2 separate regions of the Homo sapiens genome follow, and region 1 is linked to region 2. A link is an interaction called in ENCODE POLR2A ChIA-PET data of the cell type or tissue named here. Cell type or tissue: PC-9. All regions are shown on one strand. Links, peaks and the distances in the headings refer to the core of each region. The heading gives the core; the rest is flanking DNA.

Region 1 (5,381 bases), core at 307-5,306, 52 kb after region 2:
CTGGTGTTTGGTTTGGCTTTGCTGCCAAGATAGCCAGAGGAAGGAGGTGACAACAGCCCAGCTCTCCTGCAGGATTCAGGACCTACCCTCCTGAGTAGGTTTAAAGGAAAGAAGTCCATAGGTTTGGCCTGTAGCTCAGTGTTCAGAAACAGAGGTGAGGGCTGGTGCCCGCTTCAAGGCAGCTAGGAGCCAGAAGAATTAAACCAAGGATGGTCCCAGCCTTGGGTTTGTTGGTTTATGATTGGGTGGTGTCCTGACCCCCTGGAATATTCTTTTTTGATCTTTCCATGTCATAGATGCTACTGACCTGAGCCCATAATGTGCCTCAGAAAGGGTCCCTGGGATTTTGCCACAGTCTGTAAAGCATGAGCAAGAGGAGCTTTGACCTCTAGGTAGTGCCAGGAACCCTCCATCATTAAGGAACTAATTCGCTGCATGTAGATGATTCTAATCCTTACATCACCATTATCCCTGGTATTGATTTCCTTCATTAGCAGACAGTCCACAGTCAACTGCACATTAAGTACGTACCAAAGACACAAGAAGACCTAACTAGTCTCTGAACCCTGTATGTGTGGCTTTGATGATTACTATCACTTGTGATCCTTGCAATTAACTCTCCACCCTGCATCCATAGCCATGGGAAATCTCCTTTTCACACTCTGTGGAAAACATTACCTACCATATATGTGTATATAAAAATTATGTCTGACATTACTAAACTCTAGCTTTTGTCACCATCAGTGAAAGTATTGGGAATTCATGAATTATGTAAATATTTGAAATTATATTTTCATTCCCAATTGTGCCCCAGTTGTAAGGGTTAGCACATGTATGTGTGTTATTTTCTTTAACAGACAGTGAAACAGCAGTTTTCATGTGCCAGGCATTGTGTTAGGGACTTTATAAATATTGACTCATTTAATCCAATGTAATTCATTTAATACCAATTCTATGCAGTAGGAAACTGAAGCACAGAGCTTAAGCAAATTGGCCATAGTCACACAGCTGCTGAGCGTGTTGTTAAGCCTGATTCCCTTGTGTAGTTAAGAGCAGTCAGATGCAAATTTTCTTTTGTTTGTTTGAGACAGGGTCTCACTTTGTCGCTCAGGCTAGAATGCAGCGGCATGATCATAGCTCACTACAGCCTCAACTTCTTGGGCTCAAGCAATCCTCCCACCTCAGCCACCTGAGTAGCTGGGACTACAGGCACACACCACAACGCCCCACTCATATTTTAATTTTTTGTAGAGACAACGTCTCACTTTGTTGCCCAGGCTGTTCTCAGACTCCTGAGCTTAAGCAGTCCTCCTGCCTTGGCTTCCCAAAGTGCTGGGATTACAGGCTCACCCCTGTAATCTCAGGCCACTGCACCTGGCCACACATTTTCTTAAAGAAGTATAAAAAATTTGGACTTGGCCAGGCACGGTGGCTCAAACCTGTAATCCCAGCAGTTTGGGAGGCCAAGGTGGGCAGATCATCTAAGGTCAGGAGTTCGAGACCAGCCTGGCTAACATGGTGAAACCCATTTCTAATAAAAATACAAAAAATTAGCCAGGCGTGGTAGCACACACCTGTAATCCCAGCTACTCGGGAGGCTGAGGCAGGAGGATCGCTTGAACCCAGGAGGCAGAAGTTGCGGTGAGCCGAGATTGCACCATTGCACTCCAGCTTGGGCAACGAGAGCAAAACTCCATCTGAAAAAAAAAAATTGGACTCATTAATGCTTCAAAGCCTATGCTTCTAACTAATAATTGATCCTAGCTATGAAATATACATACATAAATACATTTATATTTGAGCCCAAATAACAGAGAAAGTAGAAATCTGTAGAATAGAATGGTATTGCTATTTTTTTCAATCAGAGATGGCAGTATTCTACATTCAGGATTTCTTGTGACCAGGGCTTTTGTTTGACTCATTTAAGTAGTGATGTATGATATCAGAATAGTCTTTTGCTCGTTTGTGGCCTAATGTTTTAAAAAACATGTGATCACCCAGGCACTGTGGCTCACACCTGTAATCCCAGCACTTTGGGAGGCCAAGGTAGGTGGATCACGAGGTCAGGAGATCGAGACCACCCTGGCCAACATGGTGAAACCCCATCTCTACTAAAAAATTAACTGGACGTGGTAGTGCACGCCTGTAGTCCCCACTATTCAGGAGGCTGAGGCAGGAGAATTGCCTGAACCCGGGAGGTGGAGGTTGCAGTGAGCAGAGATTGCGCCACCGTACTCCAGCCTGGGCAACAGAGTGAGACTACATCTCAGAAAAAAAAACAAAAAACAAAAAACAGTATGCTCTCCTCCAGTTCAGTCAACTAAAAGCAGTTGAACTCCCACAATGTAAACAGCAATGTGTATGTAGTGCTGTGGGTAACCCGGGATGTTAAATGGCCCTTCCCTCCTCTCCCCCGACCACACAGAACATATGTCCTTGTTGGGAAGATATAACACATGTAAGTGGAAATACACCATGAACCCCAAGAGTGTTTAAAAGCAGTATGCAATGAGATCCAGAAAGTCTTAGATGCAGCGTTAAGGACTCTTTCACCCAATTTCACCATTTTACAGGAAGAAAGTTGAGACCCAGAGAGAGGAAGGGGCTTGCCCCAGGTCACACAGAGCATTGCTTTCCAAATGAGTAGAAGAGACAGTAAACAAGGAAGCACAAAGATTCCTAGCCTTGAAGACCTAGGCTTTGCTCCTAGGCTTGCTGGTCTGTAAAATGGCCAGATGATTTAAATGATTTAGAAAGTCCCTTCCAATTCTGGAATGTTCTGGGCTCTGTCAGTGCCGTGTTTTGGAAGAGGGGCAAAATCAGAGAATATGGTCTTCTAAGGTAAATTGGTGTATCTTAGGCTTGGGTGTTATCAAGTGCCTAGGACAGTGCACAGTGCCTGGCATAATACAGTCACTCAATAAATGTTTGTTAAATGAATGAGTGAATATTTTTCGAAGATAGGAGTTGCTCTGATTCATAAACATTCCTTCTGTGAATTCACTGGAGGGAGATGGAATGAACAAGGGGATGCTGAGCAGAGGAGTGACACTAACAAAGATGTTTCCACACAAGGCAGAGGCACCGTCTCGGACTGCCTGGGCTTCGAAGATGGGTAGGGAGACCCAGGCCGGCGTGAAGCTTCAGATTAAGGAGGAGAGGGTAAGAGGGTGCCCAAGGGGCCACACCCTCTTGGGTTTATTCACCAGGAGCCAGTGTTAGGCTGGGCCAGGAGTGTCCACACCCTCATTACTTGTGAGCTTAGGGAGAGCAAAAGGCTTATGTGCAGAGATGACTCAGGCCCACAAAAAAAAAACAAGAAAATCTTGATTAAAGGCCAATATGGCAGCTCACAGCTCCTTTGTGGGCACTGTGTGCACAGTCAGCCTTCTAAGCATAGTTTGCCGAGTGGAGATGAAAAATTGGGATCATGGGGATCCTGGGGAGGGTGCGCCTGGGGAGGGTGTGCAAGGCACAGTCCTAAGATGTGGTCCTACTCTTTGTCCTCGGGGCCTGCCTGGGACACCTGGGATAGCTCTCCTGATCATGTATCTTCAATGTTTTACGTAAGGGCGGGTGACCATTTCCCTCCAGATGGAACATGAAGGAACATGCTCAGGTGGTTCAGGGATTATTGAGGACTTGAGAGGGGAAAAGAAGGAGGTTTGAAAGGAATGATTGCCCTTTAGCTAAGTAGCCGGGAGGTCAACAGAGCACAGCTGCTCACTCAGCAGGGGCAGTGTGACTGGAAGCAGAGGCAGGGAGCCAAGATGGGTTCTGTTAATGAGGTGAGAGGAGAAGGTGCTGGCCACACCTTCCTGTCCCCTGCCTGTGCTCATGCTCCCCGACTCAGGACAAATATATGGGGCTGGCTGTGATCAAAATTTAGCACAATTCAAGAAACCAACTGAGGCAGTTAACTGACTGTGGAAAACAGCAATCAGGGCTCCAAGGGCAAAGGTAGAACTCACCATGATGTCAGCACAGTTACCTACAGCACAGTCCATTGATGGGGGCCTTGGGAAACATCCTCCTTCCCTTTGGCATTTCAAAGCAGCTGGTTCCAGTAATATTGAGAGATTTAGGATCTCTAAGCCATTTACAGATGGATAAACATGCACCTGTGGACATGTGCAGCCAGACCAAAGAGTGAAGAAGGTTGAGGTTTTGGAATAAGATAGGCCAGGTTTTGAATCTCAGTTCAACTTTTTTACCAGCTGTGTGACCTTGAGAAACTTATTTATTGGGTCAATTTCCTCATTTGTTTAAAAATGAAAAAATTTTACAGTGTTATGAGAACTAGAAATTGTGTGTGTGTGTGTGTGTGTGTGTGTGTGTGTGTGAAATGCATGATTCTCAGCAGGCATTCAATGTTGTCATCGTCATCATTATTATTAGTGACTAACACACAAATTTGTGTCTTTGAGCAGATTTGGGTTGTTGAGCATTTGTATTCTGACTTACCAATTTCTCATAATATGAATTCCATTTGCATGCTTGGGAAATAAAAATATCCTCCTCAAGAAACTCTTATTGTGGACACTCGAGGGTCTGAGCACCATGTTAAATGTATGGCCTCCTCCCCACCCCCATATTTGCCCACCTTCTAATTTTGGAATATAGTAAGTGTTTTGTTTCACAATATATCATAAAATGACCAACTTGTTGTTACGAAGTTCTACATGTTAAGATTTTTGTTCTTGTATTTTTGTATCTCTTAGTCACTTTGGTGAGCCATGTGGTTTGATGGTAAATCATTTTGTGATTTATAGATTGCCAGTTGAAATAACACCTATCTAAATTCCTGAGACATACATAATCATGGTACAGTGTGACTTATAATTTTGTGGCTATATGGAACATTTCTTCTAAGAATGTTTAAGCCAAACAATGGCATTGTGAGAAAATTGTCATTATAACAAATACCATGAAACAAATGGCATTGTCATCTGTTGTGTGTAATTATTTTTAAATGCCAAACTGTAGGCCATGGGCTACTTAATGTTTGAGACCACAAAGTCCCAGTTTGACATAACATGGTTTTACCTGAAACTCTTTGGGGTGGAAAGATGGTGGAGTCTTACAGAAATAAGACCACCTAAGTGAAATCAACCTGTATGTTCTATACTAGTAAGAGGCTGGCTGCTTAGATCATAAACCACTTTGTCAAATGTACTAGGCCTACATCAGTGTTCACTGAGGTCTTCTAACAAATGTGATCATTACTAATTAATCCTGTTTACCAATGGAAACTGAAGCCATTTCTTAAATACACCCTGTTCATACTGCATCGCAAGTATACATGTATGTGATATTAAATAAGGACAATACTGAAACAGTGAGGGGCTACTAAATGCCACATACATACTGGCATTGTCTCC
Region 2 (5,381 bases), core at 114-5,113:
GGTGAAGGTTTCTAGGGGGACTAAGCAGGGACATTGTTAGAGTTAGGGAGGGGGCTTCTTTGTTATCCCAGTCTCCCAAGATGATTGGACATTTCCAGCCCAGCCGAGTGGCCAAGCCTGTTTGCATGGAGTTAAATGCCCAGCCCCACCCCACCCCTTGTTCCCACCAGCAAACCTCAAAGTCTATTAACAGCCTCTGTCCTGATCATGATTCATCCTTCCTGCCCCTTCTGTATTCTGGTTACTCAGAGCCGTGAGCCAAGGTTGATTACTAATGCCATCCAACTGACCTTGCCCATGGAGAGCTTACCTGGTAGATTAAACATTCTTCATCAGATGACACCTCAGGTTGGGTTCTGTTTGTCAGCTAGCTCTGTACATTGCAACAATGGATTGTCCTAGATGCAGACGGAGACCCTTTTCAGGACCAGGAAGTCAGGGGACACATTATCTGAGGAGTTTGGGGTGCCAGGGTTATTGCGGGTATAGAGACAGGAGGTGCCCCAGGCCAAGAGCTCCTGTGCTTAAAGAGCCACATAAAAGTGGTGGAAATATGCTCTACATCAAATCTTCACGTGCTGCCCTGGAGATTGGCCGTTGGCTCCTTCTCACCATTGGTGGAACCTTTCTAAAAACATTTCATTATATTATTATACCAGTCATAGCCATTATTCTATTTTTTTTAATTGCAACATTAAGGCCGGGCGCGGTGGCTCATGCCTGTAATCCTAGCACTTTGGGAGGCTGAGGCGAGCGGATCATGAGACCGGGAGTTCGAGACCAGCCTGGCCAATATGGTGAAACCCTGTCTCTACTAAAATACAAAAAAAAATTAGCCGGGCGTGGTGGCGCACGCCTGTAATCCCAGCTACTCAGGAAGCTGAGGCAGAATTGCTTGAACCCAGGAAGCGGAGGTTGCAGTGAGCTGAGATTGCACCACTGCACTCCAGCCCAGGAGACAGAGCGAGACTCCGTCTCAAAAAAAAAAAAAAAAAAATTACATTATAGCTAGAGCTACCCCTACTTCTTACCCCTAATTCCTACCCCTACTCACTCTCTTCTCTTTTCCAAAAGATGGCAGAACTGAGACTGCAATCCAGACATCCTGACTTCTAGCATTGTTTCCCCAAAGGGCTCAGATCCTTAGGGATCAGGTGTCATTGGTGGGAAACCCTAGTATCTCAATATCCTGATATCCTGGCCCAAGATTGTTCAGTGTCCTGGGACAGGCCAGGCAGGGTCTCAGGGGATTCGTCCAACAGAGGCTTGGAGCTCCTCAGGTCCAACTTTATTCTGCAGAAGGTGAGTCTGAGGTGCAAGGAGGGGAAGTCATTTGCCCAACCAGGTCACAGGGCACATCTCTCTTTCTGTTTGGTCCGGGTTATCTTTATATTGGGTTTGCATTTCCTGAATACACAGCAACAGGGTGGGGGGTGGGTGGAGGACAGGGGAAGTGGGCTTAAAAGAACCCCATCTGAAAATGTTTAGATTTCCTGTGACTGTCCCGTGAAGAGGGAGATAATCTGTGTTCACGGAACTAAGAGGAGAGGGAGAGACTTGGTTCAGGTCCAGGAGGCCAAGAGTGGAGAGAAAAAGGAGGACAACATGAGAGCTATTCAGAGAAAGCTGTGACATTTTTATGGATGAAATAGAAACAAATAGGAGTTTGTTTCTTTGCACTTCAGTGATGTCTTCTTGTTTGTATTTTTGGACAACACTCAAGCCATGTGGAGGCTCTGGCCTCGTTCTAGTAGCAGTGGTTTGTGGTCTTTGGAGGCTCTTTGGCCTGGGACCGGGCGCCTTTGGTTCTCATCTCCCTTGAGTTGGCTTCTACCAGGATGTGTGATCCTTTGGAACTCTCTCTTCCTCCCTCGGAGCTTCCATAGCTTATCTCAAGGTGGAAATAAAACCTCCTGCTGGGCCTGCCTCACAGAGAAATAATGGGTATGAGAGTGTCCCCCACAAACTGTCAGGGTTAGATTGGCCTCGTTTTTTCTTTTTCCACGTCTGTGAGGCTGGCATGAGCTCTGAGGGAGTCAGGAGCTTCCACCAGGGAAGGCCCATGTGCCCATCAGATCAGGTGGCACATGTGGCCACAGAGGCCACTCCAGACCCGATTTCCTGGGACAGCCCTTCCAGGCAGTGTGTCCCCAGTTCCTTAAAGGGGGATGTCATTTAAGCAGGAAAGGCTGTAACTAAAAGTAAGGAAATGGTATATACGGACAGAGTTACTACCAATTTTCTGGAATTGGAGAGCTGGGTACCCTCTTGAAACAGAAAACGAAGTAGAATATCACTTTATCTGGTATCATAGAGGAACTGAAATGACTCCAGCTAACAGGGCCCACCCCTTCTAACTTTTTTAGGTGGTGATACCAGGTAAAGTGATATTCTACTGGATACAATTAAGCTTTAGATTGCCACTAAATAATTGCGTCTCATTTCCTCTTCGGGGGTCTTGAACTGCTTGAGAGCCATATCCCAGAAAGTAGAAAACCACCTTCGTTACCAGTAACACCAAATTAGAGAACTCAGCCTGACCCGTGGCCACACCAATTCCCTCTTTTGCACCCCTTGAATTGCACTGACCAGTGTAGACTTGTAGGCCTCTCTCTCTCGGACTTCCTGCAAGGATGAGCCAGTCATGTGCATGTTTGCATTCTGTTTCCTGCTGTCAGTGAACAATTCTACTGAACGAACTATGGCCTTTCCTTGATGTCTCTGGATCATCATTGTGGATAAAATGAATGTGCCCTGGACACAGGTGCTTTCAGGGGATGTTAGAGTAAGCAAGGTCATTGGTCCCTATCCCAAAGGGCCCAGGCTGCCCTTCTCTCTTCCCTCCTGCGTCCACTCCTGGCAATTTCTGCCCCTGAGCAACATTCTGCTGATTGAAACAAAAGGAGGGCTGAAGGTTGTCCAGGAAACAAATAACCAAACCAACTCAATCATGCCTGAGTCATTGAGCCTGGTCTAAACTGTAACCCACGTCAAAACAAAACAACAGAAACCCCACCCCAGGCAATGAGACTGCTCGAGTCCTCCCTGGGAGCACATGTGTCCTGTACCTTCTCTTGTTTAATCTTCTCAGAAACCCAGAACAGTAGGTATTATTATTACTGTTTTACAGATGTCAAAATTGAGGCTCAAAAGCGAAGTTAGATAGGCCTGCTGGAGGGACTCACTATGCCAGTGGAACGTTGAGATTTGAACCCCAATCTTTGACTCCAGAAGCAGTGCTCTTGGTGTTTCCATGAGGAAAATATTTGTCATCTAATCCATTTGTTTCTCTCCAATGAGATATTCCTGATGAGTAAAAACTTGTCCAGACAGGGCCGGGCGCAGTGTCTTATGCCTGTAATCCCAGCACTTTGGGAGGCCGAGGCGGGTGGATCATGAGGTCAGGAGATCGAGACCATCCTGGCTAACATGGTGAAACCCCGTCTCTACTAAAAAATACACACACAAAAAAAAAAAACAGCCGGGCGTGGTGGCAGGCGCCTGTAGTCCCAGCTACTTGGGAGGCTGAGGCAGGAGAATGGCGTGAACCCAGGAGGCAGAGCTTGCAGTGAGCCGAGATTGTGCCACTGCACTCCAGCCTGGGTGACAGAGCGAAACTCCATCTCAAAAACAAACAAACAAACAACAAAAACGAAACAAAACAAAACAAAAAACTTGTCCAGATAACTGGAGCTTTTAAGCCTAGAACCTTTTTTTTTTTTTTTTAGTGTAAAGTGCATCAGCTTCTTTTTCACACTTCCAAGTTCATGGCTAAACACTAGAGCGTTGAAGTTTGCTAGGAGCTGACAGCCAGATTCATGGGACGTGCCTGTACTACGGCATAGACTTTCTCTCCTTGGCCCTTCAAAAACCAGTGATAAAAGCTGGAAGGATCCTGCAAGGAGGAAGTAGCTTCATGCTGAACAGATCTGCAATGGGAGGACAAGAGGCACCGCAGAGTATCAGAGGGTTGGGGGCTTAGCCCTTCATCACCAATCATGCAACCTTGGGAAGTTCATCCCCTGCATGTTAATTTCCTCCTTTCAAACAGAGAAGACAGTTCTGACCTCATAGGTTTGTTGTGACCTCACAGAACAAAATAGTATATGTCCATTCTTTTTGCAATATTTTCAAGAATGTTATTATGAAATATTTTCTAGAATGTTATTATTGGCCATGAGGACATGCACACCCTTTCACGAATTCTTTGGTGTCCTTCTCAGCGACTTTACACCGGGCCAGAGGGTTCGTGACTGTGGCCCAGGGAGACTGGTCTCCAAGCCGGGAGCTCCACTGATGTCAAGCAAACACACCATGTGGTCACTGGAGCAGGCCACCCCACATCCCAGCACTGATTTCCCCATCCCAGGGCTGTTAAAGAGATGCAATTATGAGCTTTTTACTCTTCTGTTCAAAAAAAAAAAAAAAAAAAAAAAGGAAAGAAATGGAAAAAAGGATAAATTAATTTTCTCTAACCTGTGGCTTTTTTTTTCCTTCTTCTCTCCTTGCTGTGAGATTGCCACTTAACTTTTTTTTAATTAAAAAAAATGATGTTCTGGGTGATGGGACATAATATTTAGACATGTTGAGCTGACAGTTGATGAGTGTGTTGTCAATACACCATCACCACAAATCATGTTCCCAGGGTTGATCAGAAGGAGATTTGTGTGCAAATGCATGTGTGTGCTCACACACTTGGATGATTTAGAGTGATTTAGAGCAACTTCTCAAAAGCAGTTGCTGGGGAGGGCTGGCCACAGGCGAGGGGCAGCTGACTAGGGCAAGAGGAAGAAATCGGCTTCTGTTGTGAATTGAGGTGATTGGCTCTGAGTTTACTGTGGAAGCAAAAGTCGCGACGTCCTCCCTCCCTCCCTGCCTTCCTCTGTCATGTTCTTAGCACCCAGTGGGTGCCAGGTATTCTGCTGACCATGAGGCACTCCTTAGAAGCAGTCCTAGTTTGATGGAGGAGACAAAAGAAACAGTTTGAAGCGGTGTGCTGACTGGTGTGAGGAAGACATGACCCCTGAGCGCTGGGCCCATGTTCACCGGCGTGCTGGCCGCCCTTCTTCATGTTCTTGCCTTCAGTGACTGCCTGTTCTCAGGGGCCTCACAAACCTCTCTGGGCCTTGGAACCTCGGTCCAGCTGCCACGGTGACAGCTCCTGTTGAGGTCTCCATGTGAAACAGCTCTCCCAGTGCTCCACGCTTCATAGATGTGAACCTGACATCTAGGTCACATCTGACTCCTCCTCCTGTACCCCCATAAGTCCCTTCTATCATTAATCCTGTCAGGTTCACCCCAAAACACCCCTCCGTCACCCTCATCCAAGCTATCTGGCCTGGACCATGGCAAACCTAAGTTGCCCCATGTCCTCATTCACC

Evidence for each region. Peaks named below come from ENCODE experiments on the same cell type or tissue, not always from the same donor. Only the 100,000 strongest peaks of a DNase experiment are listed, where the experiment ranks them.
Region 1: POLR2A ChIA-PET joins it to region 2 with 13 read pairs; 6 of 35 experiments call an interaction of 5 or more read pairs at or near these places.

What each region holds. Positions count from the first base shown.
Region 1 is chr6:42,237,798-42,243,178 of GRCh38, reverse strand. The region is part of intron 15 of TRERF1 (transcriptional regulating factor 1); the gene reads left to right. Among named protein-coding and RNA genes, the nearest start is that of MRPS10, 23 kb to the right of the region's middle. RefSeq lists an enhancer at 727-1,309. In PC-9, for the core only: no CTCF peak of the experiment used is centred there; a DNase peak (open chromatin) is centred at 3,278; H3K27ac peaks cover 2,143 bases.
Region 2 is chr6:42,289,797-42,295,177 of GRCh38, reverse strand. The region is part of intron 4 of TRERF1 (transcriptional regulating factor 1); the gene reads left to right. Among named protein-coding and RNA genes, the nearest start is that of MRPS10, 75 kb to the right of the region's middle. In PC-9, for the core only: no CTCF peak of the experiment used is centred there; DNase peaks (open chromatin) are centred at 247 and 2,957; H3K27ac peaks cover 3,681 bases.